Regions from separate parts of the Homo sapiens genome. Here regions 1, 2, 4 and 5 are each linked to region 3. The links are chromatin loops, found by intact Hi-C in ENCODE. Cell type or tissue: dorsolateral prefrontal cortex. All regions are shown on one strand.

Region 1 (5,000 bases), 160 kb after region 3:
ATAGAGAGCAGGTGCCTGGAAACTTCGCACAGCAATGAGGGCCACCCACTCTTCCAACTCATATCTGTCCCTGTGTCATTGACCAGTCCCCCAGGACACTTACAAAAAGGTCACCAGGAAAAAGTCTGCCTCCGTCCTGCCACCCCTTGGTCCAGTCCCCATCGCCCTCCTTCCCTGGGCCAGGTACCTCTCCTGTCTCCCAGCCCCACTCTGGCCCTTTCCCTCCAAAACAAGTGAGACAGCTGACTCATGCCTTGAGGAAAGCTATTTATTTCCAAGATATAGACTGTACTTTTAAGACAGGACTTTTCAGAAGCAGGAAATTTTAGTTGTTGCCAGAGAGGTGTGTCAAGGACACAGTGAAAGGAGCCATGCGGACATGGGGTGGAAGGCTTTGTCCAACACTGTTACAACACTTTTGTAAATGAGCAAAACATCTTTAAAAATCCTTATAAATTCTTTATAATATGTTACACATTTAGAGACAATATTTACAATAAAAGAATGGGGGAGGGAGGGAAAGAAATCTACTTTACAGTAAATCTTTGCATAAAACAAGAGGACTGATAGACGTGGCAGCGGGTTCACCACCTACCTGGGCTTCCCTGGAATGAGTGAGGGTGTGTGGGGGCTGGCCTGGTGATTGGAAGTCTATTTACAGCCTGTGGGGAGAAGAGGGCGCTGGGTCCTGTCCATCCTGCAGGAACAGCCCAGCTCAGACCCCATAAATCAGTGTGTGAGTGACAGAGAGACAGCAGGGGTGTTGACTATCCCTCCTCCTAAGGGGAAGAAGGTGGGCTTCTGTGTGCCTGGGCTGTGGAAGGAACAGGCACAGATGGAAAAACAAAAAGAGGGGTGAGGGAGGTACCAGCAAGGGGGACCCTGGACCCCCCCCACCAAAAACTGTCTGGGGAACAGGCAGCTGCCCGTGGTTAAAGCGCTTAGAGGGTGACTCAGGCAAAAGGATGTTGGGGAGTAACCCTGGTGAGGGTTTCAGTCCTGCCTCCTTGGAATGGCCCCAACCCCCTTCTCTGGCTCTGGCAAGGGGGGCGGGCAGGATCCTGTGTGCACCAAAGGCAGGGAGCCCGGGGGCGCAAAGTGGGGACCAGGGTGGGGATAGGGGGACAGAAGTCGCTACTGGAAACACCTTGGGACAATGACTGCACACACAAGCCCCTCCCCCCATGGACATACGCACCCTACACCTCCTCTCCCCAGACATACACACATCCCCGCTTACAAGCTGAGGTGGGAGGGCAGAAGAAAGAAGCAAAAAGCCAGCATCACCCAGGATCTTTCCTTTAGTCTGAAACTTAGGGGTTCCCTAGCCACACCCCATGGTCCACAAGGGTCCCCAAGTGCAGCCACAGAAAGGCTCAGAAGGACCTATCGGGCGCATGTGTGCAGGGACACAGACCCCAGCAGCCCACGCCCCCTCCTCTTCTGCTCATCACCTCTGGAACCCCCTTCCATTCAATTAGTCCGGCCCCAGCCTTCTCCTCTGCCCTGCCAGTTCCAGCACACCAACTAGAGACACTGCCTGCTGCGCCCTCCACCCACACCATGCACCCAGGGGCCACAGAAGAGGAGGTGCAGGCTGGTGAAGCCTCCTGGTTCCAAAGGGGCTCTAGGGAGGGGTGGCGCCCGAGCGGCGCGGGAGGTGGGGATCACAGACACTGATGCAGGCGGGAGGCGGCCGAGCGGCGCGGGGGCTGGCTCTGCAGGGACCCCGTGTCCCCGGGCGCGGGCGGCTGCGAGGCAGCGGACGACGGGGCCCGCGCCTTGGTGGACTCCAGGCTGCTGAGTCCGGAGTCCTTGTTGTCACTGTGCGCCCGCGCGCCCGCAGGCTCCGGGGGGCCCCCTCCGCCCAGCTCCTTCCACTCGTTGAAGTTGAGGTCAGTCAGCGGGCTCTGCACCACCACGGTGTGGCGGCGCCAGCTGCTCCGGCGCCGCCGGGTCTCGGGCGACAGCGGCCGCCGCAGGCGCACGGCGAGCATGTCGTCCGCCGTGCCGCGGAGCCTTAGACGCAGCGCCTCCATGCGCGAGGGCCGGGAGGCCAGCGCCGCCGCCGGGGGCCGCAGCGACTCCTGGCTGCTGGACGACGCCGAGCCGGGCGGCTCCGGGGCGCGGGGACCGCCCCGGCCCGCGCCCTCGCCGTCTGGGCGGCCCCGGGCCAGGCGGCGGCGCGCCAGAGTGTCGCAGGGCATGAGGTGGTGCGAGCTGAAGGACGGCCGGCGTGTCAGGCGCCCCCCAGGCCCCGCGCCCGCCGCGCCCTCAGTGTCCGTCTCCACGTGGCTCAGCTCGCTACGCTCGTCGTCCGCCTCATCCCCCGCCCCTGCCCGCCGACCGCTAGCGCCCGAGCACACGCTGCGGTCCATGGTGGACAGGGTGGAGTAGCCCGACACAATGGAGCGCGTGTCCGCGGCCGGCCGCTCCTCCGGCGCCGCCGGGGGACTGAGGCGTCCGGGGGCCTCGGGGGCGACGGCGCCAGGCAGCGGCCCCTGCGGCCGCTCCTGAGTCCCCGGCGCTGTGGCCCCCGCCCCAGGCTTGTGCGCCTCCTGCTCCGAGTCGTCGTCGGTGCTGCTGCCCAGCCCCCGCGCCTCCCGCCGCTTCTTGCGCTTGCGGTTGACGGCCGAGATGAAGGAGATCGCCAGCATCTCCCGGGCGTACGGCTCCTTCTTGGGGGCCCACGAACCCTGTGTGGGAGACAGGTCAGGATGCGGGGGGCGCCCGGACTCGGCCCCCTGCCGACCCCGCTCTACCCGGTCCACCCCCACGTCACGGCACCCAGTCGCCACAAGCCCCAGCCAAGGCCAGCACCCACGGCCGCATCATAAAACGCTCCTCCTCCAGCCCCGTGCCGCCCTCCGTCCAGAGACTACCCCCGCTGGCCCAAATCTAGGCTCTCAGCTCTTTCTTGTGAGGTGGGCTGGTCTCCCAAAGCCCCCTTCCATTCTGTTTTCCGTATCCAGCCCTGGCTAAATCCTTTAGACACGGCTCTGGTGATGACAATCTCTCCACAGTGAATAACGCTTGGCAGCCTGAATCCGTTTCACACACGCCCCTGGGGTGTCATCACCAGAGCTTCCTGCATGCTGATCCCCAAATCCCCGCCAGGGGCGCTCTCTGACCACAAGTCCCCCACCTCCTCTCCACCCGCTGCCACCTGGAAACCTGCCTTCCCACCTGCCCAGCATCTACAGGCCTCTCCAGGGCAACCCGCCCAAGTTCACGTCCTCCCCTTTCCGCCGGACCCCACCAGCTCCCCACCCCGCCAATCCCCAATCCCAGGTCAATCCCGCCGCCAGCTCCGCCCCTGCAAGTGGCTGAAAGATCCCGTATGGTGTCATGGTTTGGATTGGAGCCGCTCCCAAACTGTGATTTCCAACCCCAAGTTGGGCAACTTCATGCCGCTGTTCTCACCTGAACCAGCCCTCACTGCTACACCCTGTGGTGTTTTGGGGCCTTGGCCTTTCACACTTTCCCAGGAGGGCCCATGCTGCCGCCCATGGCCTTCTGGAAGCTGGTTTTCATCCGCCCTTCTGGCCTCTCCTCTGCCTCTTGGGAGGTTCTTCTTGCCCGCCCCCCGCCCCGCCCCTGCCTTCCCCTGCCTTCCCCACTGAGACTCAGTGTTCCCAGGACTGTTTTTGGCCCCTTTGCCTTCTCTGTTCGTGTTCCCTAGAAAATACCATTCCCAAGCAGCGCTGCTATCCAGGCCTCCCTGTCCAACACCACACTCACTTGAGCTCCGGGACTCTTCTTCCCATTGAGAATCCATTTCTACCTGGGTGTCTGTAGGCTCTTAAAACTCACCTATCCGGAACCACAGCATCCTACCTACCCCTGCCCCAAACTGCCTCCATTCACACTGCTCACCTTAGGGCGGTCTTGTGACTCCTCCCTCTCTCCTCCACCCACAGCCAAGTCCTGGATTCTTTTGAAATGGCTCCCAAAGCCAACTCCTCCTCCTCCTCCGGCAGGCCCTCATTCTGCCCTCTCTGGGCCCTCCTGCCCCTCCTAATAGGGTTTCCTGCCTCCACCCTTGCCCCAGCCCGGGTCTCTCCTCCAGAGCCACCATTCTGAAGCAGGAATCTGATCCTCACCCAGCTTTGCTCAGAAGCTTGCATGCCCCAGCACCCACCAGGATAAAGCACAAGTTCCCCAGTTCAGCACATGGGGCTCTTCATAACCCAGCCCCAACTTTCCCAGCCTACTGCCCTGCTCTGCCCTGACCCCAACCCCAACACAGCCCTCACTGTGGAAATACAGCCCTACCAACCCTTCCTTTGATGTGACCTACACTGTTACATTGCTGCCAGCCCTTAATGTCCCCCTGCCCTATTTGCTGGATGAGCTCCTACTCACCCTACAAGGCCCAGCTCGAACATGGCTTCCTCTGTACAGCCACTTCCCAGCCCTCCCTTTGCCTGAGATGGGAGATCACTTCTCTATGTTCCTGTCATCTCACTATGCTCCTAGCTCTTCTCACATCAGCCTCATCAAACTCTGAGCTCCTTAAGAGCAAAGGCTGTGACTTGGTTGTTTCTGCATGGCACATAACAGGTGCTCAATAAACATGAAATGAACAAACAATTGGTGAATGAAGTCCCCTTAACACAGGAAGCCTTGTAGAAGCAGACGCTGGGACTGGTTCCTGTCTTGGGCTGGAATGACCTGACAAGGTCACGCTGCCCTTTCAACCCCTCCTCACAGACCACCTCTTGTTTCAGCCATGGTGTAATAATGAATGGAGACCCAGATGCCTCTTGTGGCCACTGCAGCCACTGTCCTTGCTCTCACATTAATTAGTTCTGAGAAAACCAGAGCATGTCAGGGACTCAGGAGTCACAGGCATGTGGCTCCTGGGCCATGGTTGCCCACAATGCACAACACCAGAAGGCACCCCCTGGAGTTGTGCAATGTGGTTGCACTGCTAGGATCAGCCTGGAGCATATGGTGGCCAGTACTGCTTTCTTTCCTGGCCAGTGCTCTCTGAGAGA
Region 2 (5,000 bases), 84 kb after region 3:
TAGCAGCCAGGGCCCAGGCCCCCAGCCTCACCGCTCCTCCTAGGCAGGTGTCAGTGCCTTCCCCCAGCCTCGAAGAGGTCCTTTAATTAGATTCTGACTCGTTTACCAACTAAGTGGCCTTCAGTGGGTTTTAAATCTGCACAAATTGGTTTGTGTTTTTCTGCCTACACAAAGCTGTGACTGGCAGTGCCCTGCACCCTCCCTAGCTGCCCTTTGCATCACCTCTGCTCCCAGCTCCCTCCAGGGCTCCATCATCCCCCATCCCATTGGATGCCCAGCTTCTGTGGAGCTTGGGAAGGGGGTGGCAGTATTCCCTGGGCAGGGGGATGGAAGAGACCACAGGGTCATAGGCCACAGTCCTAGTCCCCCTTCTTACCCCCACCCCTGGGGAAGGGAGTCCATGTGGTGACTCAGATTAGATCACTCGACCTCCCTGAGCCTCAGTTTCCCTTGCTGTATGATGAGGAGAATCAGCCTGCTCCAGACCCTTCTCCATGGTGGCTTTATAGATCAGGGCTGGGAGGTGGAGGAGGGGACAACAGGTGTATCACCTGCCAAGAACCACCTGACACCTCTTGCCTTGTCCATCTCCCCCCGCCCCCATCCACTACAGTGCCCAGGGAGTGGGCAGGGCCCACGCTGGGGGGATGGCCTCGATCCTCCCTGGCCTCGACCCTCTTCTCTGTCCTCCTTGTCACCCTTGGTGGGGAGGGGAGCTGGCATTCCTTGAAGACAACTTGCCTGGCCTTGCCCCATGTCCCTAGTGCCCTGCCCTAGTCACCAGGAGTCTTTATTTTCTAGCCATCTCCTCCATGCCTTCAACTCAGCTCCTTCTCCTCCCAGGCCCTGTCTCAGGCCTTCTGTCCAGTGGGCTCCCTTCCCACTTCCTCTCTGTCTTCCCTCCTAGTCCAGGCAGACTCTCCTGAAGTGGAGCCTGACATTCAGGGGGTGGGGCTGGGCTGGCAGGGAGTGGGGATCACCGTGGGGAGGTGCAGAGTTTCTGGCCCCCGCTCTGTGCCAGGAGCTAGGCAGGAGCCCCCTGTCTCCAATCCTCAGTCCAGCTGCCTCCTTCCCCCCATCGCCCTTCCCCCATCACACGCCCTCATCTCCGAGGCTTTAGTTGGAGTGACAGGGAGACTCAACAGGGCGCTGGGTATTAGCAATTTGGGGGGATATTACACAGGAATGTTTACAGAAAGGCAATTGCCCGGAAAATGACTTTGGTTGCTGTGGTATGGGGCGGAAAAGATGGTTTTAGAAAACAGACACAGATGGGCTTCTGATCCAAGGACCCACAGCCAGCCAGCAGAAACTGAGGAGTATGGGCACACAAGGAAGGCAGAGCCAGGGGCACCCAGGGACAGGGAGGCCGATTCCTTCACTAGCAGGGGAAGCAAAGGATCCCCTCTCCTAATTCGGGTTCCCAGAGCCTCTGCCTAGTTTGATACATATCTGGTCCCGGTTGACCTTTGTCCTCTGGCCTCCAACCTCCAAGCACACCGTGTGCTTCCCGACTGCAGCAGGCACCCAGCAGGATGGAGTCATCATGCACAATCGAAGGTGGCAGTGCCTCGGGGCTCCTCCTGGCTGACTTGGGCTCCTGTAGCATTGGCTGCAGAGGAGGGACTGGGGGAGCCTCATGCTGTGTGTTTGTGTGTGTGTGTGGGTGTGGCCTAAGGCAGGCAGGTCCTCCACCCTTCCAGCTGTCTCCATGCTCCTCTCCTGCTGCCCTGCCTAGCCCCATGTCCTGTGGGCTTGTGAGTTGGTGTCTTCACCCTGAGTGCCTCCTGCCCTCGCTTCCTGCCAGGGCTATAACCCAGCTCCTACCCCTGCCCAGGCAGTGGGTCGGGGCACACATGTGACAGCCTCTCAGGTCCCCAAGGGAGGGGTTTTGTCCAGCCTCCTTATCTCCACAGAGAGGGTTACAGGGACCTGATTTCCAGATCTTGAGTTTGGGGCTGGGGAGGACTCACATCAGGGGCCCCAGAGAGTTCTCTTCTCCCTTTCCTGAGCTGGTGGCTTCGTTCTTCCTCTACTTTGTCCATTTGCCTCTCTCCTTCCTTCTCCCTCCCTCTCCTCTCCTCTCCCCGTTCTCCTCCTTTGCAGATGACATCATGTGTGAATGTTGCCCAGGGGCAGCCAGAGGACAGAGTAGAGGGTTACATCCGGGGTAAAGATGCCAGTTGGGGACCGGCTTGGTGGCTTATGAGATGGTGTCACTAAGATGTTGGGATCTTAATTCTCATAATCAGTTACAGTGATCTCATGTAAAAGAATGTGGTGGAGGATAAAAATAAATGAGGCTGATAAATAAACGTAGAATTTGGAATTGTTCGGACAAATGACAACGTCACTCTTCCCAAGCACCTGTGCCGTCCTCCTAGCCGGCCACTGGGGGGCGCCCGCCACTTCCCGGCCACCCCAGCCTCAGGCCACTTTCACCTTCCGCGTTTCCCAGGCGGGGCAGGCTGAGCTGAGGGTGGCAGAACCCGCCTTCCTCACCCTGCCCTTCCCCTCATTCGGATTCTGGATTTCGCCAGTTCTTGGCATCTTCCCTGTGGCTTGAATCTCGGACTCAAAAAATATAGTCAGCCTTGCACACTGAGGTTCCTTGGAGAAAAGAGAAGCCCTGAGCCCCCTCCCTTATGTCTCTGGTTTCCCCAACCCCATCCCTGGGTTGGGGGGAACCTTCAGGCCCAACGCCCCTCCACCAGGGTATCCTAGCTTTGCTTCCCTTCCCCCAGAGTTCCCTGCCTCCGTCTCTCTCTATCGCAATGCCCCTATCCCTCTCCCAGCAGAACCCAGCCATGCTTAAGACCCCAGCCCGGGTCTCTCATGCCCTCCCTGCCTGGAACAGGACGCATTGATCTGTGCAGGGCTGGCAGGTGCCTGGATCCGCTTGCTAGATTGGAATCGATCCCTGTGTCTTTTCCCTGGGCTGCTCAGGTCCGAGGGGGGTCAGGGCCACTCCGAGGACTTGCTGATGGCTGGAACAGGCGTAGGGGTAACAGGGAGGTCAGGCTGCTACAAGCCCATCGCTGCTCAGGAATGTCTTTCATTGAAAGCAACCTACTTTGGCCTGGCGCGGTGGCTCACGCCTGTAATCCCAGCACTTTGGGAGGCCGAGGCGGGCGGATCACCTGAGGTCAGGCGTTGGAGACCAGCCTGGCCAACATGGTGAAACTCCGTCTCTACTAAAAATACAAAAATTAGCTGGGCATGGTTGTGGGCTCCTGTAATCCCAGCTACTCAGAAGGCTGAAGCAGGAGAATTGCTTGAGCCCGGGTGGCAGAGGTTGCAGTGAGCCGAGATCGCACCATTGCACTCCAGCCTGGGCCATAGAGTGAAACTCTGTCTCAAAAAAAAAAAAAAAAAAAAAACAGAAAATGAAAAAAAGAAAACAACCTACTTTCTCTACCATTGTCTTGCCAGCCTCTCACTTAGTGCCCAAAGGCAGAGTTTAGACGTTAACATCCCCATTTTACAAATTAGGTTCTTAGGCTCAGAGAGGGAAGATATTTGTTGACTGAATGAGTAAGTAAATTAATGAGGCTGGGTGTGTGTGGTGGCTCATGCCTGTAATCCTAGCACTTTGGGAGGCTGAGGTGGGTGGATCGCTTGAGCTCAGGAGGTGGAGACCAGCCTGGGCCACATGGCAAAACCCCATCTCTACAAAACAAAACAGACCACCAAAATAAGCTGGGCATGGTGGCACGTGCCTGTGGTCCCAGCTACTCAAGAGACTGAGGCTGGAGGCTAGCTTGAGCCCAGGTTGAGGCTGCACTGAGCCATAATCGCGCCACTGCACTCCAGCCTGGGCAACAGAGTGAGACCTTGTCTCAAAAAATAAATAAATGGCTAGCCTGGGGTCTCAGAAAAGTTGCTAAGACACCCAGGGTGTCTCTGGCCTGGGTTTTTCTCTCCCAGTGTTCTGATTTCAAGTGCCTGGCCTGCTGAAGGAGTTAAAATCATGCCTGAATCTTCAGAGCCCCCCCAGGAGGCTGGTCACTGGCTTCCCTCTCCTAAGGACAGGATGCTCCCCCACCCTCAACCAGAAGCCCAGGTTCATCCTCCCAGCTCAGCTGGGGCCCTGCAGAAAGAAGTTAAATCTGTACAAAGTAGGAAGCCAGGACAGCTAGGCTACCCAGGCGTTCCCTTCTCCCCGAGCCTCAGCTTACTTTTTTGTTATATAAAAGCCAAGGATCTCAAAGGTTCTTAAACAGATTCTAAAGCTTTTCACATCAAAGCTCCTCCTTGCCACCGCCCCTCAGAGAGAGCAGATCATCTCTCCTGCCCCCTCCCCTCTCTCTGCCACCCCTTAGTATCTAGCTCCTGCCCGCCTCACCCCAATAGCCCCAATGCCAGAGCACCTGAGGGCTGAGCGACGGCCTGGAGGAGGCAGTGAGGGGTAGTCCCTGCTTCCCTGTCTGTGCAGGCTGCTCAGCAGCCCCTCCCCACTGCCAACTGTGAGATTTGTGGGACTGCAGTCATATAGTGCAGTTGTGAGCTCCATGCCCTACCCTCTGCCTGCTCCAGCAGCTGGGAGCTGGGACCTCTCCCTGCCATAATCTGCCTGGGAGAACTGGGTGACCTGGGGACCCTCCCACTCCACAGTCACCACTCATCTCAGGCTGGTACACTGTTTGCTCCACCCCAGACACACTGAGATCCCCCAGGAGGTAGGGAAGGAGGTGCTGGCATGAGGAGGGGGTAAGAGAGGGGATGAGGAGCTCTTTTGGCTCCAGGAAGGAAGCAGCTGGGAGATGATAATTGGAGACCTGTCCCAATGTTGTCCTGAGCCCTAGGAGGGCAGAGGAGCCTGGATCTCTGGCATAAGGGGCAGGGGTCCTTCTGGCTCAGGCAGGACTAGGCCTGAACTGTGGAGCTGGATTCCAGCAGCAAGGCCACGGCAGAATCCACAAGGCCTGGGCAAAGGAAAGGCTCTTGGCCTCAGAGGGTCCCCTCCTTCTCACTTGTACCCAATGGGCTGCAGACCTCTG
Region 3 (5,000 bases):
GGCGACAGAGTGAGACTCCATCTCAAACAACAACAACAAACCCCGATATTTCTTCTCTTCCATTTACTGGGACCAGAGGTCCAAACCTAAGGCATTGCAGGGCCGAACTCCCTCCGAAGGCTCTCGGGAAGGGCCCCCTCCGTGCCTCTTCCAGCTTCTGTGGCCCCAGGTGTTCCTTGACTTGGGGCTGCAGAGTTCCCATTCTCCCATGGTATGGCCCTCCCCTCTCCTGTCTGTCACAAGGACACTTGTCATTGGCTTTAGGGCCCACCAGACAATCCAGGATGATCTCGTCTTGACATCTTTAATTAAGTTACATTTACAAAGACCCTTTTTCCAAATGAAGTCATATTCACAGGCTCTGGGGGAGTGGGGGCTGGGGATTAGGACCTGGACACATCTTTTTGGGTTCCATCATTCAGCCCACCCCAGAAACTGAGTCCCAGAAAAGAAAGAAACTTGCCCAGACTTCTGGGGGAAGCAAACAGGTACTGAGTATTTGGGGTTGGAATAGGGAAAAGCGTGCTTCCAAGCGAGGGCCACAAGTTTCTCCGAACAGGAGCCGCCTGGGGAAAGGGGAAAGGGACCCCTGGCTTTCCCTAGGCTCTGAGCTCCCGGGAATCTGGGACTCCCTCTCCCACGCCAATACGCTGGAGCCCGAGAGGGTCTGAGGAAGTCTGCTCTCCCTCCCAGGTGTCTTCAGCCCCTGCTTCTACCCCTCCCTTCCTCCAGTCCCATGTCCTCTAGGGCTGGTGGCCACCACGTTGGTTTGTCAGGGATGTGGTGGTCATAGTCTTATTTCTGTCTGGGTCTCTAAGCTCTTACAGCATCACCTGTTTTCCTTCTGTCTCAAAGGGTCTCAGAGGGTCTCCTCTCCATGTGCCTCTGGGTCTCTACCCTCCTCTTCAGGGTCTGGCAGGACCCCCAGAGTAACCCCTCGCTCACCTTCCCCTATCCCAGCCCTGCTTACCGTCTCCTCCCTCCTCCCGGGAGCATCAGCCGCCTCCAGCTCCTCTGCCTCTCACCTCTTAGACCTCTGCAGCCTGACTTCTGTCCCTGAAACCGCTTTTGCCAAGGTCAGCCAGGAGAGCCCCCAACCTCAAATTCAACAGTTGCCTCCCTGCCACCACTCCTGGACTTCTGCATAGCCTGTGACACTGCTGGACACTCACAAGGGTCTCTGTCCCCAAAGGTCCCGCCTCTGTCTTCTTCCATCTCCTCCTTCTCTTGCCCCCCTCCCCCAGAAGCTTTAAAAAGACAAAGTCCGATGAAGTCCGGTGGCGCCTGCCCTCCACCCTATCTGCCCGCAGGATTCTGTTTTCCTCCCCTAGGTCATCAGCTTGCACCTATATGGGTAAATGACTCCCACTTGACTGTCCCTGCCTCCTCTCCCTCCAGCACCCCTCCTGAGCCTTGGTCCCGCATCTCCACAGGGACAATGGCAACTCATTTGCCCCTGTCAAAGACCAAGCTCCTGGTCCCTGCCCACAGCTCCCTGCCCACAGCAGTCCCCCTGGTCAAGTCCACATTCTGGTTACAGCTCTGCTTTTCTCCCCATTACTTCCCCTGGACTCAGCACCTTGAATTCTCAGCTGGGTCCTCCCATTTGACCCACAGCTATCTATTTCCAAGCCTCCCCCTGCTTCTCCCCTCCCAAGGATCTCACAATTCTGTCTCTAATCTCCACTCCATCATGGTGCAGTGTCCCCTACCTCTAGGCTGGACTATGACAGTAGCCACCTAACTATTAATAGTTTCTGGGTGTCTGGTTTTTCTCTGATGCCCTCAGATCAGTTTACCTTCTTACTGAGTGGGTCCCCTGATAGTATTAAATGCAGCCTCCTTGGCCTGTCATTTGGAGCCCTCTGTGATTTGGCCTTAACCCCCAGCTCCCTCAACCAACTTGGTTCCCATTACTTCGCTTTATACCAGTGAAGGTATACCTGGTCTACTAGGCTGGAATGCACTTCCTTCCCCAGCGCCCCCAGCATGCCCCTCCCTGCTTTCTTTACCTTCATTCTCCAATGCAAAATGTCATCTCTCCCATGAAGTATTTTTTGATTCCCCCAGTTAGATGTGCTTCATGCCACCTCTAGACCCTCTTCACTCTTCTGTGTCTGGTAGGAAGGGACTGTGGAGTGTGGAGGGCGAGTGCGGCTTTGGGGCCAGACACTCCCGCTCCCCTCTGTCTATGGAGAACCTGGGTCAGGGGACTCGAGGCAGAACCTTCCTGACCTAAGCTTTCATTTTATTGCCTTGGCCTTAACTGAGAGTCATTGACATGTAACAACCATTTCAAAAAAAAATCGCCCCTGCAATTGTAAAAACTTCCTGAGAAGGCTGGCAAGGTAGCTTGTGTCTGTAATCCCAGCACTTTGGGAGGCCAAGGCGGGGAGAATCACTTGAGCCCAGGAGTTTGAGCCAGCCTGGACAACATAGGGAGAACTTGATGCTACCAAAAACAAACAAACAAACAAAAACAAAAAACAAGCTGGGTGTGGTGGCGTGCACCTGTAGTCCCAACTACTCTGGAGGCTGAAGTGGGACGATTGCTCAGCCACTTCAGGGAGATCAAGGCTGCAGTGAGCTGTGATCACTCCACTGCACTCCAGCCTGGGTGACAAAACGAGACCCTGTCTCAAAAACAAAAACAAAAAACACTTCCTGAGAAGACACTGTCCAGTGTGCCAAGTCCCCCTATGCTGTGTTCACATTTTCTCTAAGATAAAAAGTTAGGGTATTGATGACAAAGTTATAATTATTTGTGATTTTTCTTGTGTCCTTCTACAGTGATCTTGTATCTCTTGCTTCATTTTTTAAGGTCCTGGATCAGTGCCTTGCACACAGCAGGCACCTAATGAATACTTGCCCAATGCATTTCACCCCACCTCCGTTCCTCCTGACCCCTCCACCCTTGTCTAAAGCATTTTTAAAAAGCCTCATTTAAATGACTGCACAGCAGCTTGGCGAGTGACCCTTGGCCAGAATGCAGTTCCAGAGCTTGTCCACTAGATGCTGCTGTCTGCTAGCACCAGAAAGAGGATGGCGAGCCAGAGAAGGGTGGCTGGGGAAGGGATTCATTCTCCCAGGCCATGGAGTGAGAGCCCTGAGGGGGATCGATGTGCAAGACGTGGTCTCTGCACACAAGGAACTTAAGCAGGTGTCAGGTGTTTTACAGGCATTATTTTGCTTTCATAGCAATAGATAAGTACTATTTGTTTAGCAGATGAGGAAATGGGACTCAGAGAGGTTAATTAACTTGCCTGAGGTCACACAGCCAGTGGAGGAGCAAAGTAGCTCTGGTCTGTCTGACTAGGTTTCCTCCTGAGTGGTTATCATAGCAAGCACTGTAATGGCATTTCCTTGGAACCAGGCCTTGTTATATTATGCTTAGTTGCTCATGTAATCCTCAGGACACAACATGAGGTAGGTACTATTATTTATTTATTTATTTATTTATTTATTTATTTATTTATTTATTTATTTTTGAGACAGAGTCTCACTCTGTTGCCCAAGCTGGAATGCCGTGGCGCAATCTTGGCTCACTGCAACCTCCACCTTCTGGGTTCAAGTGATTCTCATGCCTCAACCTCCCTAGTAGCTGGGACTACAGGCGTGGGCCACCATGCCTGGCTAATTTTTGTATTTTTTAGTAGAGACGGGGTTTCACTATGTTGGCCAGGCTGGTCTCGAACTCCTGACCTCAAATGATCTGCCCACCTTGGCCTCCCAATGTGCTGGGATTACGGGTGTGAGCCACCGCGCCCAACCGTGGTACTATTAGCTCCATTTTGCAGATGAGAAAACTGGGGTTCACAGAGGTTAAGCCCATACAGCTACGGAATTGTGTCCTTTGAGTTTGTGCTCTAAATGACCACACTGCTGCCATGTTTCACCACCCAGCAGCAACCTGTTATGGGGTGGGAGTAGCCCCCACCAATATGTAGAGGTCCCAGAGCTCTGTTCCAGAGACACAAAGACACAGAGCCTGCCCCCAAGGTCCCTAGAGTGGCATGGGGAAAGCAGGACATGCAGTCCCCTCCTTAGGGTGTGGACTCTCCACAGATGTGCTGAGCGACTCAAGCTGAGTGTTGAGTGTTTTACCCTCTCTGGGGCTCAGTGTCATCACCTAAAATCAGGGGACTCTGTAACAGAAAGTGCCTCTCAGACGCAGACTTGCCATCCATGGTGATTTTTTTTTTTTTTTTTTGAAACAGGCTCTGACTCTGTCACCCAGGCTGAGTACAGTGGTGCGATCTTGGCTCATCGCAGCCTTGATCTCCCAGGCTCAAGAGATCTTCCCATATCACCCTCTCGAGTAGCTGTGACCACAGGCACGTGCCACCATGCACAGCTAATTCTGTTTATTTTTAATTTTTTTTTTGAGACGGAGTCTTGCTCTGTTGCCCAGGCTGGAGTGCAGTGGTGCAATCTTGGCTCACTGCAACCTCTGCCTCCTGAGTTCAAGCAATTCTCCTGCCTCAGCCTCCTGAGTAGCTGGGATTACAGGTGCCTGCCACCATGCCTGGCTAATTTTTGTATTTTTAGTAGAGGCGGGGTTTAACCCTGTTGGCCAGGCTGGTCTCGAACTCCTGACCTTGTGATCCACCCGCCTCAGCCTCCCAAAGGGCTGGGATTACAGGTGTGAGCCACCGTGCCTGGCCAATTTTTTTTTTTTTTGAGATGGAATCTCGCTCTGTCACCCAGGCTGGAGTGCACAATCTTGGCTCACTGCAACCTCCACCTCCCAGGCTTAAGCGATTCTCCTGCCTCAGCCTCCTGAGAAGCTGGGACTATAGGCGTGCACCACCATGCCTGGCTAATTTTTTTTTTTTCTATTTTTTTAGTAGAGACAGGGTTTTGCCATGTTGGCCAGACTGGTCTAGAACTCCTGACCTCAAGTGATCCGCCCACCTTGGCCTCCCAAAGTGCTGGGATTACAGGCGTGAGCTCTGTTTATTTTTTGTAGAGATGGGGGTCTCATTATGCTACTCAGGCTG
Region 4 (5,000 bases), 240 kb after region 3:
GGATGGTCTCGATCTCTTGACCTCGTAATCCACCCTCCTCGGCCTCCTAAAGTGCTGGGATTACAGGCATGAGCCACCGCGCCTGGCCTACTGCTTGGATTTTCTTGCTTAACTTTCCACCAGGTCCCTGTTCCTGTCTCTTTCTGCCCTGTAGCTCCAGTGGTCCAATGCTTGTTGCCACCTTGGCTCAGAGGTCCTTTCCTCCCAGGATAAAGGGTTGTCTCTGTGAGGGAGAAAGGTTGGCATCTGAAATCAGACTGAACTGAGGCCATGGGGGAGGAGGGAGGGTGGTGGCCGTGGGGTGCCCCTGGCTCACTTTTTCCAGAGCCTGATGCCCTCAGACCCCGCAGGAGGGGGTGAGAGGAAATGAGCTCACACTGACCGGCAGGCGAATTCCTCCCTCCACAATGCACTGCACAGCCTCCCCCACCCGCTCCCACTTCCCAGAAAGTGCGGCTCTCTCCCCACCCTGCCGCCCTTCCCACCTCTTCCTGCACCTTGACCTGCACCCCCACCCTGTCCCAGCCCACCTCATCTATCTTCTTTAGCTGCTCTTCCTCCTCACCTTCCTCTCCATCCGGGCTCCCCTTCCTCTCTCGACACTCTGGGTCTCACTCCATGCATCCTGCCATCCGCCCCAGCACCCACTGTATTCCTGTACCCTATTTTTTTGGGGTTTGGAGCCATAGAGCCCAACATGGGGAGAGTCTCCCTGGTTGAGGACCCTCCTCATACTCCCCCTCTTTCCAAACTCCTTCCCCAGCCCAATCACCATCCTTCATTCACAAGGTCTACTATGTGAGGGGGTAGAGGAGAGGAGGGGGTGGGGTAGGTTGGCCCTGGGAATACAGAGGTGAGGCCTAGATCCTTCCCTTGAGGGGCCTGGGTCTCCTCCAGTTGTGACTCTATAAAGAACTCCCAGCACAGGAGCACATTCGGCTGGAGAAGCAGAGGAGGCTTCCCCAGGAGGTGCCTTGAGCTTCTTGGGCTTCCTGGATGGGGCAGGGGAGAGTGGGAATAGGGAAAAAGGCACTCCAGGGAGAGTGATGCTCAGGGCGAACCAGGGAGGCAGGAGAGAGAGCAGGCTCCGGCATCGGCATCGTGGCTGGAGCCAAGTGGAGGGTGCCTATGGGCAGGAAGCATGGAGGGATGAGGAAGGAAACACAGGCGGGGGTGTGACGCTGGAGGGGCTGCCCAGAGGCGCTTCCGTGCTAGCCTGGTTTGGGGCAGGGAGCTGAAGCAGCGATGTGCCATGGCCACCGTGGCACATAACGGGAACAGGAATGGAGGGCGGCAAGCAAAGTGATTCTAGGAGAAAGGTACCAAAGCAAGGGGCAGGGGCAACAAACAACAGAGGCTCTGGGATTTGGTGAGCAGGAGGAAGGAAATGGAAGAGTGCAGGGCAAGGCCAAGGCCTGGAATATCAGGTTGTCTAGGGTGTTCACAGAGAGAGGGGACAAGCCAGGCACGAAGTCCTTTGTATGTGAGATCCCAGTTAAGCCTCACAAAGGCCTGTGAAATAGATCTCAATCCTCATTCTATGGATAAGGAAAATGAGGCCCAGAGAACTCAAGTATCTTACCCAAGGCCACACAGGATTTGAACCCAGGCATTTGGGCTCCAGGGTCTATACACTTAACCCGCAGGCTGTGAGGCTGGTGGAATGGTGACAGGCTGCTTAAACCGTGGGTCCATCTTCTGAAAGAGAGGCTTGAGCTAGAGACTCTGGTAGTCCCTGAGACCAGGGGTGTGGTTCAGATTCTCCAGGGAGAGTGAAGAGTGAGAGGAACCCTGGCTTGGGGGTAGGCAGAGAAGGAGGAGGCAACAAGGACTGGGAGGAAGCAGGCAGCCAGAGAAGGTGGCACTGTGTGGGGCAGAGACAACAGCCTCGGGGGCCAGTGGGTGTGGGGGTCAGACTGTGCAGGGAGGAGGGGCCCCAGGGAGGAGGGAGTCGAATCTGCCCACTGAGCATTAACAGGAAGGGACAGGCGACAGGCAGGCAGCACAGGTGGGTGTGGACAAGGCAGGTGTCTGTTTGGGTGGGGAAGACTTCAGCAGGCTGTTGGGTTGAGGAGCAGGTGCCAAGGAGAGACAGCCGGAGGGGACGCAAGGAGGGCGTGATGAGCGGACTGGAGGAAAAGTATCTGGAGGGTGGGGCTCCAGAGGAGGAACCCAGGTTTATGATGTCCTCAAAGGAGCCCTGAATCAAGAATCTGAAGACCTGGGTTCAAATTCGTGCTGCACCCTCCCTGCGCCCCAGCCCCCAGTAGCTGTATGACTTTTGAGAACAAGTATATTCTCAGAACCTCAGTTTCACCCTCTGTAAGATGAAAACGATAAGGCCTTCTCGGCCTGCCTCTGATTTGAGGCTCACATTTGACAAAGAATCTGAAAAACTCTGTGAGCTGAAAAGGAAAAACCATAATGTATGAAAGGTGGGTTATGGGGCACGGGCACCTACACCTGGCCCCAGCTCAGGCCCTTCCACCAAAGGAGAAAGAGCATCCCCTGGTGGAGAAGGATGGCAGGGCAGGACTAAAGGGGACAGCGGTTCTTGCACTTTTATGGCTTCAGCCCCCAGGTCCTCTACTTGTCCCCCACAGGCAACACCCCCACCACAGTTTGTATCTCCAAAGCGAGAGGGGCCCCATTTAATCAAGTCAAAAGACATTTATTGGCCAGGCGCGGTGGCTCACATCTGTAATCCCAGCACTCTGGGAGGCTGAGGAGGGCAGATCACTTGAGGTCAGGAGTTCGAGACCAGCCTGGCCAACATGGTGAAATCCCATCTCTACTAAAAATACAAAAACTTAGCCAGGCGTGGTGGTGTGCGCCTGTAATCCCAGCTACTCAGGAGGCTGAGGCAGGAGAATTGCTTGAACTGGGGAGATGGAGGTTACACTGAGCTGCGATCATGCCACTGCACTCTTGCCTGGGCGATAGAATGAGACTCTGTTTCAAAAAAAAAAACAAAAAGCAAAACAAAAAATTAGCCAGGCATGGTGGCACGTGCCTGTAGTCTCAGCTACTTGGGAGGCTGAAGCAGGAGAATCGCTTGAACCCAGGAGTCAGAGGCTGCAGTGAGTCGAGATCATGCCGCGGCACTCCAGCCTGGGTGACAGAGCAGAACATCGTCTCAAAAAAAAAAAAAAATTATTGAGCACCTAGTACATGCAAACTGCTGTGTTGGGTGGTAGGGAGGGAACCGTCCCCATATTCCACGGAGGGCAACAAACACAGCAAAGGGTGCCTGGGATGGTGCTGAGATTGTGGTGCAAGCACAGTGTTGAGCAAAACAAGAAGGAGCCTCCAGTGACTAGGGGAGGAAGAAGGGGTCTTGGGAGGCAGGCAGGGTTTGTCCTAGACCTCAAAGCCCTCTACTAGCAAACGTCAGAGAAAGGAGGGAGAGGGTGGGGCACAGGCGCTGGCCACAGCCCCAGACATCCCATAGAGTGAACCTCACTGACCATATTTAATGATGGAGGGTGGGGCAATGGTCCACTCAAGATGATGCCAGTTCCCACTCATCCCTGGTGTCAGGTCTCCCAGGAATCCTGTGAGAAGAATCCCACCTGAACACCCCTTGGGGAGGGAGGCTGAAGACCCATGGCCAGGCTGGGGCCAAAGAGCTCTGGTAATCTGCCAAGCAGCTGGGGCCTACGCAGAAAACCTCTGGACAGCTGGCTACGGCGGGAGCGAGAGGCTGCATCTTGTCTGAGCTGGCAGCAGGGTAAGCTGGCAGCAGGGTAAGCAAGCCACACCCAGCGAGGCCCCATGTCAGGTCAGGAGGTGGCCGACAGAAAATCCACCCCTGCCACTCTGAACTGGCCATCTTTAGGGAAACTACGTTTGGGAAACCCAGCCCAGCAGGCTTTTCACTGTGTGACACCCTGTCAGGGAAGGCCGGTGGCACGGACCCTGTGTATGAGTGAGTGTGCGCGAGGCTCAAAGATGCCTTACAAAAACCATGCCGTCACTCAGCAGGGGCTTGCAAACACCAAGACGGAGAGGAAAGGAATTAAAATACGTTGAGCACCCACTATGTGCCAAGCTCTTTATAAACATTATTTCATTTAGTCCCCATGACAACACTGTAAGGTGGGTATTATTAGCCCCGCTATGTAAATGAGGAAACAGACACAGAGAGGCTAAGTAGCTTGTCCAAGATCTCCCAGCTAGGATTCAGGATTCTAGCCGAAGTCTGATGTTGCTCTTTCTATCGAATGATCCCTCTGGGAGGGGTCAGGCCAGGGAGTTCATTCCAGCTCAGGATGCTAAATTCTACAGTTCTACATAGGGCTTTTCAATTCTTCCTGCTTCTGTTCCAGGCTCCCAGCCCCTGCCCAGCCCCACCTGGTCCCCACACATCACTGCACATGGGACCCATCCTCCTCCCTGTCTCCATTTTGCCCTTCTGGAAGGGAAGAAGGAGAGGAGCAAAGAGGAAAGAAGGGGAACATAGAGGAAGGGAAGAGAGAGGAAGCAAAGGGGAAGGGATTAGAGAGGAGGCTCCCACCTCCCCGTCGAAGCTCTGGAAATCCCCCTGCAGCTGCTCCCCTCTCCTCTGTCTGGCCCTGAGCCAGCCCTGGGTGGGAGTGTTGGGAGTCAGATGAGGAGAAAAGAGGGGCGGGACTGACCACAGTGGGGCAAGCCCCTCAGTCCTGGCACTCACCCCACCCAGCAGTTCCAGCCCCCGTGAGAGATTCCAGGCATGCTCCCCTTTAAGGAAGCCCTCCATGCCAAAATCCACACATACCAAACAGACACATCGGCGGCTCACGCACTATAAAAGGATTCTTTGCTTTACAAGAGGGCTCAGCACATGGGAAACTTAAAATAGGAGCTTCCCCTGGTGCAATGAAAGAAGCTCTGATTTCAGACGCACTCCATACACACCACGCTTCCGGTGCATCCAGAAAGCCGGGCGTTAACCACATCAGCCTAGGCACCTCGGAGAGTGTGCCGATCATCAGAGTCCATGTCTGTGGGGAGGGACCTCA
Region 5 (5,000 bases), 180 kb after region 3:
GCGACAGAGTGAGACTCTGTCTCAAAAAAAAAAAAAAAAAAAAAGAAAAAGAAAAATGGAAGCTCTGGAGTCAGTCATCTTGGTTCAAGTTCACCTTAGCCAAGTTACTTTCCCTCTGTAAGTCTATTTACTTATCTCTAAAATGGGCATGATGTGAGTACCTCCTTCTAGGCCTGAGGAGGATTGAGATGAAATACTGTATGGAAAACGTCGAGTGCAGCACATTGTTAATGTATAATAGATGTCAGCTACTGCTATTCAAAAGTGTGGCTTCCAGAGACAGGCTGACCAGGGGAAGCCTGAGGATCGGCCCAAAGAAGCCAGCCGTTAATGCAGGTTGGAAGGTGCCCAGAAGTACTCTGCAAGCCACAGCGTCTACAGGAAGCGCCCGGGTGGCCACGGCTCTCAAGAGGAATCCACACTAGTTCCTGCCACCCTGTTTCTGCACGTGCTGTTCTTTCCGCCTGGGATGCCCTTTCTCCCTGCTCTGCCTGGCTAAGTTCTCATCATGGTCCTCTAAGGCAGTTCAAGAACTCCATGACTACGACCCCAGCCCTGCACCCAGGGCCGGGGTGGGTCCTTCTGTGGGGCTTCCTTGGGCATAGCCCAGAGCACAAAGAGACGCAGCTCTTACTTTGATAAACATTATTAAAAGAATAAATGAATGAGAAGCATCATTTTTTTAATGGATTTTTGTGTGTGTGTGTGTGTGTCAGGGTCTCACTCTGTCACCCAGGCTGGAGTGCAGTTTCGCAATCTCGGCTCACTGCAGCCTCCCACCTCAGCCCCCCAAGTAGTTGAGACCACAGACACGCACCACCACACCCGCTGGCAATATTCCTTCTGAGCAGGCTCCCATTCACCTCCGTGTTCCCAGCACGGGGATCTGTCTCTGGCGTGGAATAATGACCACGACGAAGAGGATGACAGTCCGTTCTCACACGACACTTAGGACCTGCCAGGCACCGCCGCGAGTGCTTTAGCAGACATTCACAACGATGTGAGGTAAACAGTATTGTCATCTCTGCTTTACAGGTGTGGAGACTGAGGCACAGCAGGTAAGGAACTTGTCCAAGGCCACACAGCACATAGGAGCAGGCTGGCCCCAGAGCCACTGCCGTCAATCCCCCCACCCCAGTGGGCACTTGGCAATGTCTGGAGACATTTTCGATTGTGACAACTAGAGTGATATTCCCAGCATCCAGCAGGTAGAAGCCAGCGATGCTGCTAAATGTCCTGTAACACACAGAACAGCCTCCCACAAGAAAGACTTATCTGGACCCCAGCGCTCACTAGTGCTGAGGCTGAGAAACATTAGGTATCGCTGCCTTTGCTGAGTGAGTCCCTGAGCAAATGCCCTGGGTGATCTTTGTTTGGGTTCCATTTGACTTCGTAAACATAGGTAGGGGCTCCTGGCAACTTGCCCGCTGCAAGATCAGACACCCAGGTTTGCTCTCCTCTCTGCTCTGCCATTATCTTGCTGCGTGGCCCTGGGCAAGTCGCTGTTCCTCTTTACCCCTCAGTTGCCACGCTCTTTCCGACCTGAAGACTGGTCTGGGTACCCCAAGTGACAGCAGCACTGCCCTGGCTATGGAGCCTCCAGGCTAGACAGAGCTGGCACGCTTGGGTGGGCAGGCTTTCAGGGCTTGCAGAGTGGGTGGCTCATTCCCTCGACAATCATCCAGGGCTGGTTACGTTCAGATGCCAAGGAGGCAGAGAAGGGAAGGACACTAGCTCAGTTAGCTCTCGGGAATGAATCTCTGAGTAGAAAAGCCCAGCCTGGCTGGGCGTGATGGCTCACACCTGTAATCCCAGCACTTTGGGAGGCCGAGATGGGAGGATCGCTTGAGTCCAGGAGTTCAAGACTAGCCCTGGCAACATAGTAAGACCTCATCTCTACAAAAGAATACAAAAATTAGCCAGGTGGTGTGGTGGTGGCATCTCTAGTCCCAGCTACTCAGGAGGCTGAGATGGCAGGATCGCCTGAGCCTGGAAGTGGGCCGTATCTGCCCACTGCACTCCAGTGTGGGCGACAGACTGAGACTCTATCAAAAAAAAAACAAAAAAACAAAAAAAAAGCGAAAAGAGAGAGAGAGAAAGAGAAAGAAAACCCAGCCTGACGTAACCTCAATTAGCAATTTACTCAGTCATTTATACTCCACAAACACTGAGTAGCCACTGTGTGCCAGTAGTGTCAGTGCTAAATGAGACAAACTCCACCTTCTCCACCCTGCCCAGAGCAGGGACTCCCCCTTGGGGCTTTGGCCTCCTTCCTCCCTGAAGGCTGCAGTTCCTGACACCTCAGCTGACCTCAGACCTTGGGCTTCCAGGGACTTCTCCAGGAGCACAGGGCCAGACACCCATTCTTCCCTGCTGCTGCCCCCAAAACACACCCTCACGGGAGGTTCCGGGGCTCCCTGGTGCCCTGGAGAGCTAAGCTTTCCCAAGGCCTCATCAGGATCCCCGACGCTGCAGGGCAGCCCTGGCCTCCCAGACAGCTCTGGAGTGGTGTTCCCAGTGTCCGGATGCAGCAGGCTGTGATCTTCCCTCCTGTGGCTCGGAGCCCTGAGCATGCAGTGAAGGAGGGAGATGGGCAAGCAAGGCTGTTAACATGGCTCAGCTGCTCACCACCTCGCCTCCTTACCCTGGCCCCCTCCCTCCGTCCCAAGCCAGCTCAAGGAGGGACCCAGGAGTCTGGCCTTTGGGTTGATAGCAGGAGGAAAGCACAGGCTTTGGTTAGTCAGATCTGGCTTGAAATCTTGGGCTGCCACTTATTAGCTGTGTGACCATGAGCAAGTTGCTTTGCCTCTCTGAGCCTGTTTCCTCCTCTGTAAAATGGGGGTGATAGGGCCCAGCTTTCCTTCCCTAAAGTGTCTAGGGGGCTTGGGACTGAGGCTTCCCTTCCTCTGACCAGCTGCCAGTCTTATTTCCCCTGGCAGGAGGGGCTCTGTTCTCATCCTTTGTGGGCTGTAACAAGAATTGGAAATGGAAAATCTACGATTCATAATGATATCCGTGTGCACACCAGAAGGCGGCAGTGCTGCCTTAGGGTTGGGCTCTCGAAAACCAAGGCCTTCTGCGCCCTCTGCTGGCCACTCTGGGTTCTCCTCCGCCCATGCACAGTAACAAGAACCTACAGGACCAGGGCTGTTGGCATCCAGGAAGCCATGAGAAGGGAGGTGGCCAGCCCAGTACATGCCAAGCACTGGTGCAGGATCCTGCCTCAGGCCAAGGCCCTGTGCCCTGCCCCATCCACCCCTTGTTACCAGGAACATCACCACTATCTCCCCAAAACCTCAGTGGGGCCAGCAGGGAAAGTCACTAGAGCCGGGGCCTCCTGATATCAGGCCAGACCTTGGCCCCCGTCTGCTCGTGTCTGCCAGGACACCTCTCCAGGGGCCAACTTCTGAAGCTGCCCCTTCCGCCCTCCACCAGTAGCACCTTCCCTGCCCTTCCTCCTCTTCTACCTTTCCCAGGCATCTCGGAAGCTCGGGGGCCTCTTGACTCTCCTGCTGGGGACACAACATCCCAGGGCAGCAGGGATTCCAGGATCCATTCCTGCCTTGCCTTGAAATGCAGCCCATGGCTTTGGAGGAGTATATACCACCCTAGCAGCATGCTCTAAAGCTGCCGAGCCCTTCCTGGGGCACACTCCGCCAGGCGGAGCAAGAGCGAGGGGCTCAGAGGAACATGGCCTGGGCCCCAGGGGCTGCCGGGCGCCCCCCGGAACAGGGGCTTACGTGCTGGATCAGTGTCTCCACGATCTTGTAGCGGTCAGGCATGTGGGTCACCATGTCTGTCATGTTGTCCTCAGACGTCCTCACCAGTGTCGGCCCAAAGACCAGGGCCAGGTTCCGGGGTTCCATCTGGGCAGCAGGGAAAGCAGGTCACTGTCAACATCCTGACCTCAGTCCTCCCTCACTCTGGCACCTGAGGCCTCTGTCCCCAACTACATCCTCACCAGTCCCCAGCTTAGAGGGTGGACACCCCCTTGTATGGGCATGGAGATGCTTGATGAGTAGAGCACAGACCAGATTTCAGCCCCTTTCATCCCCAGGCCCAGCAGCCATGAGCAGTGCCCAACCTGCACACCTATACAAGGCAGCCCTGAGTGGTCAGTGCCAGCAGTGGGAGACCCTGCAGTAGGAAACATGTTGGAGGTCCCAGGGGTTATTTTAGGCCTGGGAAATAATCCGATCACTTCCAGGTGCCTGTAATCCCAGCTACTCGGGAGGCTGAGGCAGGAGCATCGCTTGAACCCGGGAGGCGAAGGTTGCAGTAAGCCGAGATCGTGCCAAGGCACTGCAGCCTGAGCGGCAGAGTGAGACTTCGTCTCAAAACAAACAAACAAACAAACAAAACACAAAAAATCCTATCACTCCCCTCATTTTCCCCACTGCAGAACCAGAAGGCATAAGGGGTTTGATGAGGAAAATGCAATGCGAGGGACTTGAGCTAAGTCGGAGGATGGCAATGCATCGGATACGGGGGGCCGGGGTTCCCTGCCTCTGGAAAGCCCTCAGAAACTCAGGAGATGGCTCTCTGGGGGAAAGCACTGACCAGCATGTAGGAGCGGGGTGGGGACGGAGCAGTCATAGGAGGAGGGCGTGCCTAGAGGGGCCTGAGTTACTGGACCTGCTGGAGCTCAGTGCGTGCTGAGGGCCCTCACACAGTAAGTCCGTGCTTGCCTCCCCCAGACTCCATGCGGGACTCCTACCCACCTTGTTTTTCTCAGAGTGGTCAGCGATGGTCTTGAGATGGCCCACAAGGAATTTGAGCGTTTCATAGTAGTGTCCTGGGAGATCCCGGATCTGAGCAGGAGAGAGGAGGGGCATGGGGACAGGCTGTAAGGGCCTGCCCCTGTCCCCCGTCATCACCATGCCCCAAAGATCTCCCACTACCATGCCTCAGGGAGTCTGGAACCTATCCTCTAACCCCCCGTTCTCTTGTATGGACGGGGAAACTGAGGCCCTGAGTGGAGCGGGGCTTCTCCAAGGCCA

The links. Hi-C counts contacts between places; a loop is a spot of excess contacts. Peaks named below come from ENCODE experiments on the same cell type or tissue, not always from the same donor. Only the 100,000 strongest peaks of a DNase experiment are listed, where the experiment ranks them.
Region 1: it touches region 3 in a loop (4-fold over the local background); 33 of 110 quality-filtered maps call a loop at or near these places.
Region 2: a loop joins it to region 3, with 4 times the contacts of the local background. A loop is called at or near these places in 20 of 110 quality-filtered maps.
Region 4: a loop joins it to region 3, with 4 times the contacts of the local background. A loop is called at or near these places in 47 of 110 quality-filtered maps.
Region 5: it touches region 3 in a loop (10-fold over the local background); 79 of 110 quality-filtered maps call a loop at or near these places.

The regions. Positions count from the first base shown.
Region 1 is chr17:38,507,640-38,512,639 of GRCh38, reverse strand. ARHGAP23 (Rho GTPase activating protein 23) reads right to left here. Exons shown (of 24, transcript NM_001199417.2): 24 at 255-2,696. The coding sequence ends at 1,668. Among named protein-coding and RNA genes, the nearest start is that of ARHGAP23, 82 kb to the right of the region's middle. RefSeq lists enhancers at 2,240-3,056, 3,057-3,884. In dorsolateral prefrontal cortex, a CTCF peak has its summit at 3,109; DNase peaks (open chromatin) are centred at 2,832 and 3,109; H3K4me3 peaks cover 529 bases; H3K27ac peaks cover 2,503 bases.
Region 2 is chr17:38,581,929-38,586,928 of GRCh38, reverse strand. All of the region lies in intron 1 of SRCIN1 (SRC kinase signaling inhibitor 1), which reads left to right. Among named protein-coding and RNA genes, the nearest start is that of SRCIN1, 22 kb to the left of the region's middle. In dorsolateral prefrontal cortex, CTCF peaks have their summits at 2,187 and 2,389 (motif pointing right); a DNase peak (open chromatin) is centred at 2,428; H3K4me3 peaks cover 223 bases; H3K27ac peaks cover 1,542 bases.
Region 3 is chr17:38,665,727-38,670,726 of GRCh38, reverse strand. No RefSeq gene overlaps it. Among named protein-coding and RNA genes, the nearest start is that of EPOP, 6.7 kb to the left of the region's middle. RefSeq lists an enhancer at 2,877-3,171. In dorsolateral prefrontal cortex, CTCF peaks have their summits at 2,811 and 3,016 (motif pointing right); a DNase peak (open chromatin) is centred at 3,026.
Region 4 is chr17:38,421,349-38,426,348 of GRCh38, reverse strand. It overlaps a transcript of ARHGAP23 not described here. Among named protein-coding and RNA genes, the nearest start is that of ARHGAP23, 4.6 kb to the left of the region's middle. RefSeq lists enhancers at 1,802-2,447, 4,034-4,962. In dorsolateral prefrontal cortex, CTCF peaks have their summits at 2,301 and 2,502 (motif pointing left); a DNase peak (open chromatin) is centred at 2,508; H3K4me3 peaks cover 870 bases; H3K27ac peaks cover 5,000 bases.
Region 5 is chr17:38,490,273-38,495,272 of GRCh38, reverse strand. ARHGAP23 (Rho GTPase activating protein 23) reads right to left here. Exons shown (of 24, transcript NM_001199417.2): 19 at 4,722-4,811; 20 at 3,741-3,866. Among named protein-coding and RNA genes, the nearest start is that of ARHGAP23, 64 kb to the right of the region's middle. RefSeq lists enhancers at 1,025-1,524, 1,525-2,026. In dorsolateral prefrontal cortex, CTCF peaks have their summits at 2,895 and 3,106 (motif pointing left); a DNase peak (open chromatin) is centred at 3,072; H3K27ac peaks cover 1,981 bases.